Linked DNA regions of Homo sapiens: region 2 is linked to region 1. The links are chromatin contacts, found by POLR2A ChIA-PET in ENCODE. All regions are on one chromosome and are shown on one strand. The core of a region is the stretch at or near the end of the contact, and the rest is flanking DNA. Distances in the headings are between cores, read along the strand shown.

Region 1 (7,691 bases), core at 1,451-3,950:
CCACTTACATCACTCCCAGGGACCCACCTGGGAAATTGTTCTTCCTGTCCTGCCACTCTGGGTTCTCCAGGTTTACAGATCCCATTTCCAAAAGGGGGAATGCTTTCACCAGAGGACCTAGCAGGAGTCCCACTGAAACATTAGCTACAGTTGCTGCCTGGGCACTTCCACTGAGACTGCAGCTAAGAGAGGAGTCATCTTTAGGAGGGGGATGGGCTCCTATTACAGAGTGGGAGGCAAGGTGGAGTGTTTGGTTTCCACATGGTCTGTTTGGGTGCCTCTTGCCCAATTTTGGGTATTCTCTTCCCCAGTTCTGATGGTACAAGGACGAGTTCAGCAGCCACAGTCTGAAAAGGGCCTGGAAACCAGGGGCTCAGACCTGCACATGAGGGTCTGCATCATGCCACCAAATAAGCTACTGAGACCAGAAGTGAGAGAAATGTAGGCCTGAGGAGGAGAATACTGAGTATCAGCTGAGGCCTGGCTGCAGCAGTCGGGGCTCTAATTTGTCTCCTGACCTTCCTCTTTAATGTTTTCCCCAGGGAAAGGGCCCCCTCCAGAATCCTGGAGGAGCTGTTCCTCAAACCAAGAAGTGTCTCTGAGGGTAAAATAGATGAACTGTGATGAATGCTCTAATCCACTGCTCAGAGCCCCCTCAGGACTGAAGGACTTCAGCTGTCCTTGGAATTGAATGGACTCAGCTGCAGTGTTCCTTTGCCTGAGAGCACACACCCTTTCCCAGGTAGCCCTCATGCAGTGACCTGTTCCTATGGGAATATAAAGGTCCAGTCTTCTTGTTTGGATTCAGGGAAGCTCTGAAGGGCCACTCCAGCTTCTGCACACTATGGCATTGGCTTGGCTGAGGCTTTCTTGCCAAGGAATTCACTGCACCCTGGCTTTCACTCCTTCCCCCAAGTCCCAGGAGGATCCCTCAATGAACTTTCTGCAGGCTCATCTCTATTTCAGAGTTGACTTCCTGGGGAACCAAGCCTGTGACATATGGTCTTGTGTATAGTTATGTGGGGGAATGTTCTTGTTTTGGGGTGATACATGTCGAGGTGTGGTGGGGTTAAGTGTCATGAAGTTTGCAGCTTATTTTCAAACTGCTGGAAAAAAAATACCTGCGTGCATATATAAATACAAAATATATAGTAAATTGGCAAAATGTTAACAATTGGTGAATCTAGTTGAAGTGTACACGTGAGTCTATGATTTTGTTTCAACTTTTCTGTAGGTTTGAAATTTTCCGAAATAAAATCCCCTCCCCTATACACAGAAAGGCAAATGAAGAGGAACAAACACCCAGGGTGGCGGCGGTAGCGGGACAGATTTGTGAAATCCAAGGCGCAAGAGAGTTTCAATGTTACAGAAGCGTTCAACATTATCAAATAGCTACAAAATAATCAAGTACGGCTAGGACTGAAAAATGTCTCATAGATTTAGCAACACAATGTTCCTGATAACTTGGGGACAGAGTGTCCAGGGAGTAAATGCAGGCACCTTGCCCTTTAGTACCTTGCTTCTCTGCAGATCGTCATTTAGCTGAAGAACCATAATTTCAGTTCTATTATTGAGTTTCCCAGACTTTGAAAAATGTGAATATCATGTTCAAAGTTCTGGAATAGTCCCTGTCGGAGGAATATAGAGCCACTCATAAACTCGCAATTTATTGGAGGAGCACATAAACTAAATACACTGTGATAAGTACAGAAGGGCATATTTAAGAAACCGCATAGTTCAGCCACTACAATCGGGCGACCTGCAGGCTGAATCTAGACTAACCGTGGGATCAGTTTGGCTTTTGAGATGTGTTCCCAATTCTGTATTTAAAAATCAAGATATTTATCCCTAAATCCGATTTCTGGCAATACTTGGATGGAGCTGGGAGAAGGCTCTGGGGTAGGCAACCGTTCCCAGGACACTCGGCCTGCGACACCGGTTTAAGGCTCGGTTTGGCCTCTGTAGGCAGCCGAGGTCCCCATCCCCCGATAGGTCACAGCCGCGATGCTCAAATCGCACACTATAGCCCACAGGCAGCTTACCTGTTTTTTTTAAAAAAAAAAAAAAAAAAAAAGTTTTATTGGAACCAGGGCTGGGATTAGAATGACATGAGTGAGTCAGGAGTTTATGGCATGGATTTGGATTTTTTTAAAAAAACTGTTAAAATATTATCGATCTTGATGACTGAGTTTTTTGAGGCCCCCATTAATTTGGCACAGAGTCCTCCTAGTTCCTGCCCTATTGCGAAGGGCTTTGAAGGGCATGCGGAACAGCTTGGACTTTATTTAATCTTTGCAGTGGCAAGCAGCTCAATACACAGATTTTTAGCTGAGGCAACACCAGCGCAGGTCTGCGTTTGGCGAGCTCCGTAAGTTCCCACGCCCCAAACTTCTCTCTAGCACATAACTCTCTAATATGACTAACGTTATTAGTGCTAACTCTCTAACCTGTCAATGTCGTATCCCAGATCCCTCGTTTGCCTCTAAAACACTGGCGTTTTCGTCACCGCTGTCCCCCAGGTGAGCGCCCCAGCACCTGCCGCCCTGGGCGCCTCCTCCACCTGCGCGCCCCACGCCCGCTTCCGGCCGGCTTCCAGGCCTCAGAGGCGATCCCGAGGAATCGTTCCGCTCCCAAGGGGCGGAGCTTTCTCATCGCCGCGCTCGGCATTCGGCTTATGCTGCCTCGCCCCGGCGGCCGTCCAGCGGGAGGCGGAGCGAGTCCAAAATGGCGGCTCTCAGGCTGGCGCGCTCCGTGCTGCTGGGGCTTTGAGGTGGTCGCCGGGGGTCCGGGGGACCCTTTCCCCGCCGCGGAAGCCCTAGAGGATGAATCGGGGACCCTGCTAAGGTCTGGCGGCGGGGCTGGAGAGCAGTGGCAGCAAGGGCTGCGGTGGCGTCCACGCAGCGGGATGTGCGAGAGTTACTCCAGGTCGTTGTTGAGGGTCTCGGTGGCGCAGATCTGCCAGGCGCTGGGCTGGGACTCGGTGCAGCTCAGCGCCTGCCACCTCCTCACGGACGTGCTGCAGCGCTATCTGCAGCAGCTGGGCCGGGGCTGCCATCGGTACTCTGAGCTCTGTGAGTACCGGGCTGGGTGCGGGAGGGCTGCCCCGGCAAGTCAAGGGTGACACCTTCGCTCTCCCTGTCCCTCCGCGTCCCCGGGGTGTGCATCCCGCACCCCGCCTCGAGATCTGCTGTTTCCTCGGCCTCCCACGTCCCTGGGCTTCCACTGCCGCTCCAAACTCTAGTCATCCTTCGGGTGCCTCTTCCTTATCCGCTAACTTCCCGCCACCAGCCCGGGAGTCGGGTCTTCGCTCCCAGCTCCACACCCTCCTACCGCTCCTCCGCTCTGAATTGTGTCTGGATCTCTCTCATTGTCTCCTGTTTGCTGCGGGTAGATCCACCCCCAGCGTGCCCTACACCCTCTTTTACCTCGGTCCTTTTTCTCCCTTGCCCGCAAACTACTACAACTAGTTGTCACAGGCGCTCCGTCTACCGGCCGTTTCTTACAAGACTGGCCATTCCTGGGCTCCTAACTACATAGACTCGTTGACAGCTCTGCTCCGTTAGGGACACTGCCTCGTCTTTCTGTATCTGTTCGTTTCGTGAACGACATCTCCATTTACTGTTTTTCCAAGGCTGACTTTGTCAGTTTCGCTGATTAGATGTACTTTCACTTACGTCTCGGTTACCAGTGAGATGTCAGTGGCTATCGAAGTAGGATAGAGGGACCGTGGGCAGTTGACAAGATTCTCCAGGTAATCTGGGCTACAGTACTTATGAGTTTTAAATGAATGTCTGGTAATATCTATAGCTAGTGGTATTTAATAATTTAATGGAAGGAATGGAATATTTTAATAGAAGCTCCACATTATCTTGTTGATGTGAAGCATTGTATGTGTGTTTGTTGAGGAGAGGAAACTACCACTCATTTTAGTTTCAAGTCATGATGTTTAAGGTGGTGAGCTGGAGAACTGAATGAAGTGTTTCATAGGATATTTTGTTTTGTTAAAGTGGTTCCTATACTGGAAAATTGAGACTCACAGACACACGCTGTATTTCTTAGGCCCCAAGTTTCGTTCCCGCTTCCACAGGGCTGCCAAAATAATCTGTCCATAGCACAGATCTGATCCTGTCATTATTCTTAAAAACATTTTAACTATACTTCGTTGGTTACAGGCTAAAAATCGAAACTCTTAGCAGTACACAGTTCCCTTTGTGAGCTAGCATTTTGCTTACCTTTTGCCAGCCTGCCATGCTAATCTGCGACCACGCTGAGCTACCTGCCTTTTCCAAAATGTTTTAAGCTGTCCATTCCTACATGCGTGCTGTTTCTTACCTAGAGTGTCCTTTGCCCGTGGCCCACCAATAGTATTACTTTTATTTTCAGATGCACTTATCACTTGCTCTAGGGAACTCATGTTATCTGCTTTCATAATTCTGTGCATATTTCTTTTATATTATTTGTCATCTTGTTTTGTAATCACCTGTGTATGTCTCTTTCCCCTCTCCAGGAGAAAAATTGATTATATTTGTATTCTGTAACCTGTAGGGCCATTATATAATAGGCACCTGAGAAATATTTGTTGAATAAATGAATGAACTGATAAACCACTACCCTAAAAGCCACTTATTGACTTTACATATTGAGTTCCAAAAATGTATATGTTTTGAATGCTTGATTTCACTGATACTTCTATTACTCTTCTTCTTTTGAGACAGGGTCTCACTCTGTCGCCGAGCGTGGAGTGCAGTGGTGCGATCTTAGCTCTCTATAGCCTCGAACTTCAGGGCTCAAGTGATCCTCCCGCCTCAGCCTTCCAAGTAGCTGGGACTACAGGGATACGCCACCATGCCTGGCTAATCTTTTTATTTTTTGTAGAGATGTGGTCTGGTTATATTGCTCAGGCTTGTGTCAAACTCCTGGGCTCAAGTGATCCTCCTGCCTCAGCATTTCAAAGTGCTGGGATTACAGGCATGAGCCACCATGCCCAGCTCACTGATACATCTGAATGTGGAACCACAAAGTAATATGCGTGCATTTTTATCTTGAAAGTACATCACCAGCTGACTACTCTTCTGGCTTTTGTTTCTTTTTCCTCTGGCCTCCGCTGCAGTGGTCCTTGAGTATACCGTTAGTGATAGGCTAGGCTAGGCTAGGCTAGGCATAGTCCAGATTATGTTTGCTACCATGTATCTTTAGATATTCAAAATGTCTCCTGAATACATAGTTACCTTTACTGCCATTTATACAAAACAGAAGGGAGCTGCCACTCTATGTGACTAGGTATTCCAAAGTCATCCAGGGGTCACTGCAGCTCTTCAGTGTAAACCTTGTTCCTAATTACCAAGTTTCCGTAGCCAGTTTCTTGGTTTCAGTGAGAATGAGATTGTCAGGTTCATTATTCCCACGTAATTTGGTGACTTTTTTTTAATGCTAATTTTGGTATACTTATTAGATATTTTTAGATTCTTTTTTCTATACCAGCCTTATTCTAAAATCAAATTCTGTAGCTCCAGGTTACCACTATGGAATCTTGTATTCCACCCCTTTAAATCCTTTCTGTTGTTTTAACAAACACTTACTGAGCATCACTTACGAACCAACCCCTGTACTAGGCATTGGAGACATAAAATTACTAAGATACAATCCCTGACCATAAGGTGTGTTCAAGAGTTCCAGAATGTCAGGAAACAACAAACTGATGGTGTTTGTTTCTTCTAAAAGAAATGTTCTCAAGTTAAAGCAAGTATTAGAAGTTACCATTAATTCAAATAATGAACAAATAATGAACTTAAGAATTGCCTTAGGGTAACAATGTCTCCAAGCATTCAAGGGCAGATGTCTCTGTCGGTGTCACATTATATGTTAAATATGTTGGCATGTACTGAAAGCAGGTGCTAAATCTTTCAGACTGACTCTTCAACACTAGTACTGTAATATTTTTTTGCATGGTACAGGGAGTAAATGTAAAAGGGATAAGAGGAGAGATGGCTGTAGGCTATAGATTCTGGGGTAGGATTACTTCACAGAAAAGATAAGATTTGAGTTGAGCTGTGAAGTATGGTTGTATAAAGGTATAGAGTATTCCAGCTTAGAGAATCACATAAACTAAGCTGTCCAGGTGAGATTAAGCATAATAAAAGTACCAGTAAGGTGTTCAGCTCCCTATGCAGCTAGTTCATTCCAAGGGTGTCTGAGTAAAATGTTCAACAGAGTGAGATCAGGTTATGGAAGGACTTGAAAGCTAGACAAAAGAATTAAAACATGTAGTAGAAAACATTGCATACTCCTAAGTAGGGGAATAGTATGATTAAAGTGGTATTTTAAGAAAATTGTACTGACAGTGATGTGCATAAGAGATTGAAGTGGGCAGAACTTGAGACTATACTGAGATAGTGACAGTAAGAATAGAGAGAAAGGAAAAAAATCTGAAATCATGGTTAAAAAAAAAAAAAAAAGGTGGCCGAAGGGGACGGGGACAGGGTTAGAAACTACCAGGTTTTGGTTTGAGGCTGCAAAGCATATGGAGGAATTTAAGATTATTATATTTTTTAGACTGAGAGAGTAATAATAGCTTTAATAGGAATAGAAGAGATGAAATGCCTGTTTACATTCAGTAAGAAGAAGAGTATTCGTTTTATTTATTTTCTTTTTTTAATGCATCACAGAAGTAACCCATACTTATAGAAAAAAAAAATCAAAGACTGCAGAAGTATGTGGAGTTAGAAGTCAGTCTCCTGCTTCCACCACAGCCCTCGCCTCTACTGCAGCTTCCACCCCTCGAACTGTTAACCATTGGCTGAATATCCTTCCAGAGGTTTCTGTATGCATTACTACACATGCGTCCAATTCTAGCAATATTTGGATTCTTTTTCATTTTACAGTGTGATTTAATTTCAGACATACTGAGTTTGAAGTGATCAAATTTCAGGATTTCAGTTAAAAAGTCAGGATTTCAGTTAAATCCTTTAGGCTATTGAAAATCAGAAAATGGAATTTTCATAGACATTTTTAAAGATGTAGAGACCTTAAGCTCTGCTAAGAATAGGCATAAGAAAAACTTGCTTTTGTAAAGAAAAAAATCTCTATATCTAACTTTTTATCTCTGTTTTATGTGGTGTTTTCTAATTACATTTGAAAATTTATAGATAAATTATCTTTATGGCTAGGCATGTTGGTGGTGCACTGGTAGTCCCAGCTACTCAGAAGGTGAAGGTAGGAGGATGGCTTGAGCCTGGGAAGGTAAGGTTGCAGTGAGCCATGATTGCCCTTCTGCACTCCAGCCTGGGCAGCAGAGTGAGACCCTGTCTCAAAAAACGAACAAAAACCAAACTTTTATGATCTAAGCCTTCTTTGTAAATATTCTTAGATTTTAAAAATTGATTTAATGGTATAATTCATTCAATAGGTATTTATTGAGTGCCAGCTATGTGCCAGCCACTGTTTAAGATTCTGCAGATGCATCAGGGAACAACAGAGGAAATGTAACCAACATTGACTTTGTCAGCACAGCACACTACTTATTTGATGATTAAAAAAAAAAAAAAGGCCAGGCACATTGGCTCATGCCTGTTATCCCACCACTTTGGGAGGCAGAGGCAGGAGGATTGATTGAGGCCAGGAGTTCAAAACCAGCCTGAGCAACATAGCAAGAACTCATCTCTACAAAATTAAAAAAAAAAAAATTACCCAGG
Region 2 (7,691 bases), core at 3,604-6,103, 110 kb after region 1:
TCCACCAGTATCTCAGTTTCTCCATACTTGGTTGTAGATAACGTGGAATCAGAATATTTTATGAGTTGCCTAACAACTAATCTACAAAAATGATTGCTCTATATTTTAACGTCAGATAATGCCCAGAATCTTTTCAGACCCTACTTCATAAAAATCACTTATAACCCCTTCCTCCTTAAATTGTGATGTTTAATTGTGATGAAATAAATATGATAATATATGTAGTTGATAATACAATAGGTACCACCCGACCAGATTTATAAAAGAAAGTATAAAAATTATGTTAATAAAATAAGAGTTATAATCATGTTTTGCTTATGAAGAGGCACTGTTTCCTTTTCTTCTCAGCAACAAGGAAGTTGCAGAAATAACGGGCTATGTTTAAAAGTGTCATCACCCTTGGAATTACAGGGTCAAGATTTTCTTCTCAAAATCTGGACATTGTTTTTTTGCTCCCCCACTTTTTTTTTTGGAGTTCTGGATGTTTGATGAAGAATTATTTGTTTTACGGCCTCTAACATTTTATTTTGAAAGGGACTAGTCTTTAAAACTTGGCTGTAAAACAAAGGATTAAGAGCTCTTCCATTTGTGCCTATTTTAGATCTATAAGGTGGGAGTAACAACACTGATTTAGAGACCTTTGACCTTCCGCAATGAAAGGACAAGGAAGTAAATACTACTCTTACTGTTTTGTATATTCCACTAAAATATAAGTTTCGGTGGTCAGGCATTTTTGCCTGTTTAACTCACTGCCGTGTCCCAGTACCTGATACCTAGTGCCACATAGGAAGTACTTAAGTATTTTTTGAGTGAGCTAATTGATATTGTTACACTATAGCGGAATTACCTTAATCCTGCACCTTTAGGTAACTGAGTGGGCCACATAAATGTGTTTTTCATGTAGTTTTACCTTTTGTGTCAAAAAATGCCATTTTAATGCATTTATGGAAATCTTCAAATTGTGTCATAGTTTTTATGAATTTCCTAACTAGAGTATTTCAAACATATTTTGCCTGTTGACTCAAGGGTGTCATTATCAATAATAATTACTGTAATTCCTAGGTGGGCCAGTGAAGCTTGTAGGATTGCCCTTGTGTTAATAACCATGAACTGTTGTGTTGGCGATTTAGAACAGATAAGGATGAATGTTGTAATGGTTTTTCTATTCCTTCTGGGGTTGTCTGTCATTCTACTCACGATGATCTAGGTAATGGCCTAAGACTGGGGCCCTTTCTCTTATCAAGTAATGCAGTGGACTTGTAGCTGTCATTTAGCAGCTTTTGTTTTCAGGTTCAGAGAGCTATATTCTGAAATACCGAGACTTCTTGAAGACTGACCTCTGGAGAAGTAGGCATATTATAAAGTAGGTTACACTGTGTAGTTGAAAGCATTGTGCTTATGTCAAAATTTTCATCTCCACAGAAGAATTTTTTTTAAGTGTTCTGCATTTGCCCCTACTGTTAGAACTGGAGTCTTGAAGAGAATATTTATTCTTTTGTTGCAAAGCAAAATTAGCAGAAACTTGAATTTAATGTAATAACAGTATTTTAGGTTTGGTTTTTAAGGGAGGTTTTTGCCTTCCAGACTGTTCTCTATCCACTTAGAAGGATTTAATTTCTAAATATTAGAAAATGTTTTATACAAAGACAGGTCTTCAACTATACTGTACTATAGTTATACTATAACTAGAATTATGAAAATCTCTTCATTTGTGTTAATTGAGAGAAGTAGTTTATTTTTTTTGTTGTTTTTTTTTTGGTAATAGTCTTCTAAAATCTATTAATAGACTACCATTATCAATTCAGTTCTTTACAGTTAAGGAATGATTGTGTGAAGTAAGATACATACAAGGAAGTAGTACCTCTGGATGGTAGGATTATGGATGTTTTTGTTTTTGTTTGTTTTTTGAGATAGGGTCTGGCTTTGTCAACTAGGCTGGAGTGCTCCTGATCTTGGCTCACTGCAGCCTCCATCTCCTGGCTTCAAGTGATCTTCCTGTCTCAGCCTCCAGGTTAGCTGAGACTACAGGCGTGTGCCACCACACCCGGCTAATTTTTGTGATTTTATAGACAAACTCCTGGACTCAAGTGACCTACTCACCTCAACATCCCAAAGTGCTGGGATTGCACGTGTGAGCCACCGTGCCTGGCCCTATATATTTTTTAATGTTCACATTGCTTATCTGTATAAAATATAATAAGGTTACATTATTTAATCAACATTACCAATAAATAAGAATATGGAGTACTCTTTCTGCTCATTTTAGATCTAGGCTTTAATTTTACAGTGGTTCTAAAGTGGTAAGATGGAAAAAAAAAATGTCCAGGCATGACAAGAAAAGAGAACAGTAAGAGTAGGTCCAAGTAAGAAATTACATGTCTGTATAAGTATTCAAGATACAGGCTAGGGCCAGGCGTGGTGGCTCACACCTATAATTCCAGCACTTTGGGAGGCCAAGGTGGAAGGATTGTTTGAGCCCAGGACTTCAAGACCAGCCTGGGCACGATAGGGAGGCCCTGACCCTACCAAAAACAAAATAGCAAAGTGGGGTGGCACACACCTGTGGTCTCAGCTACTTAGGAGCCTGAGGCGGGAGGATCACTTGAGCCCAGGGAAGTCAAGACTGCAGTGAACCGTGATTGTGGTACTGCGCTCCAACCTGGCAACAGAGTAGCACCCTCTCAAAACAAACAAACAAAAAGATACAGCCTAAGAGAAATCCTAAAAGGCCAGCAGTTACATAAGCAAGATACATATGTAGGTAAGAGGTGGGTGGGTAGAAAGGGAGGAAAAAGAGAAATACTTACTTGAATTATATATAACAAATTCTTAATCATCCATGAATAGGTTATTAGTGAGTAATGCTAAATGTCAGACCATTTAGTATATAGACTCGTACAGCCCTATTTCTAGAGTAGGGAGTACAAATTGATTTTTCTGCTCCTCTAACACAATCTTCTGGAACAAAAGGTAAATGTATATGTTCAGTGCCTTTCTAAAGCTATAAGGAGTGCATTAAACTACAGTACAATTGCTTCTTTTTGTTTAGTTAATGGGAACTTAATTCTATATAGTAGCTGGCAGTCAAATTTATTTTATGTTGGACACTAAGGGAAAAGTACCTGAGTACAGTCATCAATATTTTTAAGCGCCATTTGATCAGAGTAGGTCATGTATTCCCTAAGAAATAGAATCCAGGTGAGAAAATAATTTTGATTAATTTATAGTCAGCAGTTCTATAGATATACTCGATACTGGTATCCATTTTTTTTTCTGTTATCACTACAAAAGTAGCAGAGGATATTGCTATCTATAATATATATTTTTTATACTTTTGTATATAAAAATATAAGGGCTTATATTTTTGTAGCACCTATAAGATGTTACTATCTCTAGAAGGAAAAGGATCTTTATAAGTCCCACAAGTTTGTCTTTCCAGAATTGTTTCTACCAAATCTGTGCTGCACACTATAAATAGAACAAGAAGAACTTAATTTGACTCTACAGTACCAGTGAAGTCTGTTGCCATCTGATGCCAGTAAAAGCATCTAATACTATAATAATAGTAACATTGCCTGGTGTTTTTAATTTTTGCTTTATTTAGATATTATACTTGATTAATCCACCTGCATGGTAGTCAAAATGCATCGAGTGTTTAATATGTATCACATTATCTCATTTAATTCACCCCTCATAATAACTCAGAGTCAGTTTTGTTATTATCTTCATTTTACTGATGATGAATGAAGTCACCGTGAAGTCAGGTAACTTCTGTGTGTGCTACTGCTGATCAATGGCAAACTTGGTCCTTGAACCCCAAGAAACTCTGTTCCTAACCACTATGCCATATTTATTTTCCTGCTGACCCTGAAATTCATTATGACAGAGTCCCCTTACTATTTTCCCCTGCGATAGATTTTCCATGGATACTTGAAATTCTTGTTAATTGTGACATTGCATCTCGGGGAATTTCAGCCCATCATTTAAGTCTGGTAGACCACAGGGACAGATTCTCAATATTCTACACTTCTGACATAATGAAACTGTAAAATAAACAGACCACAGATTTTCATGAAGGTTCTAAAAGCAAGAAAATGGTAATTATACCTTGAAGAGTCTTAAATGGATTTCTTAGATAAAAAGCCCATGTTATGTTTTCAAATCTCATTGTATGTTCTGCAATTTTATTACGTAAATTAGTTCTGGGTAGTCAATCAGGCAACAAGTATTAATACTGAGTGCTTATTTCATTTAATCCACAAACATTTCTGGGCAGTTAACTATATGTAAAGGACTAGATATACAAATGACTGACAGTTCCTACCTGCTCAAAGTATTGTTTTGTTGTCTTTGGCCTCATGGATAAGACAAAAACAGAAATGAATTCATTACAATGTAATGTGGCAGATGAAATAATAGAAATGTACTGGGTCTTGAGGAGTACAAAGTGCTAGAGATACGCAACCAGAATATATTTTCCTATAATTACTTTTATTCAAGCAAATTATTATACCACCCTATATAGAGATACAGAAATGCAGAGATCCCCTATGGATTTATGTTTTAGTTACTTCTTGGAAAAACTGAGTCTTAGAAATTTAACTCGGAGCATATTCAATACTGGGAGTATAGTCACTGTTTTAAAAAGTAAAAGGAGGTGAACATGCTACCTCTATCAGTCAGTGTGACAATTGATCCTATTTAAAATATTATAAGGAATGACCTGTGCACTAAAGGGTAGTGTCAGTTTTCACCTGGGCAGATAATTCTCTTTTCCCCGCTTCTTGGAAAACACAAAAATCTCATGGAATACTGTGTGTACAGTCCACCACAGAGAGGGAATGGCATCTCAACTAGCTAGTGTTCCAGCAGATAGCACACATGCCGGAAGTACTGATTCAGTGTTTTTTACAGCAAATATCCAAAGGTCAAGAGACAGACTGAGAGAAAGAGAAGCAGGGTGTGAGAGAGGGAGGAGAGAGATTGATTATGAGTCTGGGGTCATGTTTTAAATGAGTAACCAGAATCACCAGTCAAAACAAAGCATTCCTGTATTCTCTAACTTGAAGTACTCCCAATGTAAAGATCAGTTGTGTTAACCCCATTCTTAGTCCAAAATACAAGTGTGTAGCTGACGTTGATTTATGTTCCACTTAATTTTTTTTTTTTTTTTTTTTTTTTTGGAGAGAGGGTCTTGCTCTGTCATCCAGGCTAGAGTGCAGTGGCACAGTCGTGGCTGACTACAGCCTCGACCTCTCAGGCTGAAGCAGTCCTCCCACCTCAGCCCCTAGAGTAGCTGGTAATACAGATATGCACTACCACACCGAGCTAATTCTTAAATTTTTTTGTGTGGACGGGGATCTCAATATATTGCCCAGCCTGGTCTTGAACTCCTGGGCTCGAGTGATCCTCCCGCCTTGGCCTCCCAAAGTGCTAGGGTTACAGGCGTGAACCTCTGTGCCCAGCCTGTGTTCCACTTAATATTAAATGAGCAAGACTAGAAGGAAACCCAATTCTGCCTAAATCCTTATAGTTGGATATAATAGCCTACTGCCTTAAAAGAAGGGGGGATAAGATAAAGCAAACAAAAAAAAAAATACCTGGCTACTTTGAAATAAGTAGGTATTATATTCTCTTCAAGATTACCTTTATATTTCATGTTATTGAAACAGTTAACATGTACATAGAAATTCACTGTAGGAATGCAAACGCTATGGCATTTTGCTTTTTAAAATGTCAGCTCACTGAACATACAAGTGTTTACATGAATTAAATTCCAGATCAGAGGCACATAGTGGAAAGAGTTAGATCACATCTTGCTCACTCTGCATCTCCCCAGAGCAGTAGCTTCATGCATGGCACCCACCTGAGGAAGGGAAATATCCAGTGTGGAGCCAAAGGCTGCACGACGAGCTCTGATGCAACCATTGGTGACACTTCACTTGGGCTATTGGACAGCAGATGTGTGACTGAAGGTGACTGTTTCAGTTGTGATAACATCTTCAAGGGAGTTTCTGTGCTGGGTTTCCTGTCTCTCCTTCTCATCCTGTCTTTCCCTCCTCCCCAAATCCAAGTAGAAAGAAAAGTAGGACAGTATTCACAGTGGTGAAGTGATAGTGAAAATGTCCTCAACGTTTGCACATGCACATATACACATCAGTGCTGTCTTTCATAGGTCTCTAGTGATGATTCTTTCTGCTGTAATCCTCAATTCTCAAAGGGGCAGGGAACAAAAGAAAAAAGCCCATACAGAAAAAGAATGTACAATATATAGACTATGAAATTATGGAAATCATCTTAAGCCTGTTCTTTGGCTATTATAATATTGGAGAAGAAAACATGTTTTATGGATTCAAAGATGCACGTTTTCCCCCCGATTTTAGCATTTCTGAAATCCAGATGCATCTCACAGTCACTGCCTGGCAGCTGTCATGACATGGTCGTCACCGCCTGCACACATGCACCGAAACCTGCAGAATGAGTGTCAATGGCTTGTAGGAAAATCCCAGAGATGCTCATTGAGCACAAAATGCCACCTTTCTAACACTCTCGATAGCGTAGAGATTGATACTGTGAGGCAAGGCATGAATTCTGACAACTCAAGGTTGAAAAATCATTCGGAAGAATTAGAAACTGAAAGGAAAGAACTTTTAGGACTACCTTAACCAACTTACTTCACTTTTTTTTAAATGTATGGATGAGCGATCTATTAAGAAAATCTAAGTAAGTGTTCAGTTAGTCTAAAATAAAATCCCTAAGTGATAAAAATGCATTGTCAGAATTTAATTGGCAGGAGTTTTTTCGTTAATGGCACGTAAAATAAGTGTGTCTTATAATTGATGACATCTTAGATTCAATGAAATGTGGTAGGCATTCCGTCCTTATATAAAAATCTTAATGTCCTTCCATTCTTTTATCTTACTGTTATTTATTTATTTATTTATTTATTTGAGACAGAGTCTTGTTCTGTCACCCAGGCTGGAGTGCAGTGGCACGATCTCAGCTCATTGCAACCTTTGCTTTCCAAGTTCAAGCGATTCTCCTGCCTCAGCCTCCCAAGTAGCTGGGATTACAAGCACCCGCCACCACGCCTGGCTAATTTTTGTATTTTTAGTAGGGACGGAGTTTCACCGTGTTGGCCAGACTGGTCTTGAACTCCTGACCTCAAGTGATCCACCTGTCTTGGCCTCCCAAAGTGCTGGGATTACAGGTGTGAGCCACTGCACCCCACCTCCCTTCCTTTAATATTTAAAAGTACTATGATATAGAGCAGTAATAATTGCAGTTGTAAACATCAAATGCGATCAGTTTACTAACTAATCTATTCATTTCAAAAATATTCATTGAGCCCCTCCCATGCGGCAGGCATGTTCTAGGTGCTGAAAATACATCAGTGAATAAAACCAAAGTCTGTACCGTCATGAAGCTTTGTCTGGGGGAAAAAACACATAAAACAATAAATATTAATAAATACTAAGAAGAGGCTGGGCACAGTGGCTCATGCCTGTAATGCCAGCACTTCTGGAGGCCAAGGACGGTGGATCACTTGAGGTCAGGAGTTCAAGACCAGCCTGGCCAACATGGTGAAACCGCATTTCTATTAAAAATACAAAAATCAGCTGTGCGTGCTGGTGCGCGCCTGTAATCCCAGCTACTCAGGAGGGTGAGACATGAGAATCGCTTGAACCTGG

The links. ChIA-PET counts read pairs that join two places held with the same protein, here RNA polymerase II (POLR2A).
Region 2: POLR2A ChIA-PET joins it to region 1 with 10 read pairs in HepG2. The contact joins the enhancer-like site here to the promoter of TAF3 in region 1. POLR2A ChIA-PET finds 5 or more read pairs at or near these places in 4 of 52 experiments (Caco-2, HEK293, HepG2 and 1 more).

Annotation. Positions count from the first base shown.
Region 1 is chr10:7,815,805-7,823,495 of GRCh38, forward strand. TAF3 (TATA-box binding protein associated factor 3) reads left to right here and starts at 2,701. Exons shown (of 7, transcript NM_031923.4): 1 at 2,701-3,071. The coding sequence starts at 2,906. LOC105376392 (a long non-coding RNA gene) reads right to left here and starts at 2,559. Exons shown (of 3, transcript XR_001747356.1): 1 at 2,448-2,559. RefSeq lists enhancers at 2,377-2,895, 2,708-2,767, 2,896-3,413.
Region 2 is chr10:7,927,513-7,935,203 of GRCh38, forward strand. All of the region lies in intron 2 of TAF3 (TATA-box binding protein associated factor 3), which reads left to right. Among named protein-coding and RNA genes, the nearest start is that of TAF3, 110 kb to the left of the region's middle. Within about 2 kb of position 4,854, at least 2 of the 41 ENCODE cell types and tissues checked have a DNase peak (open chromatin) inside an H3K27ac peak, as active enhancers do.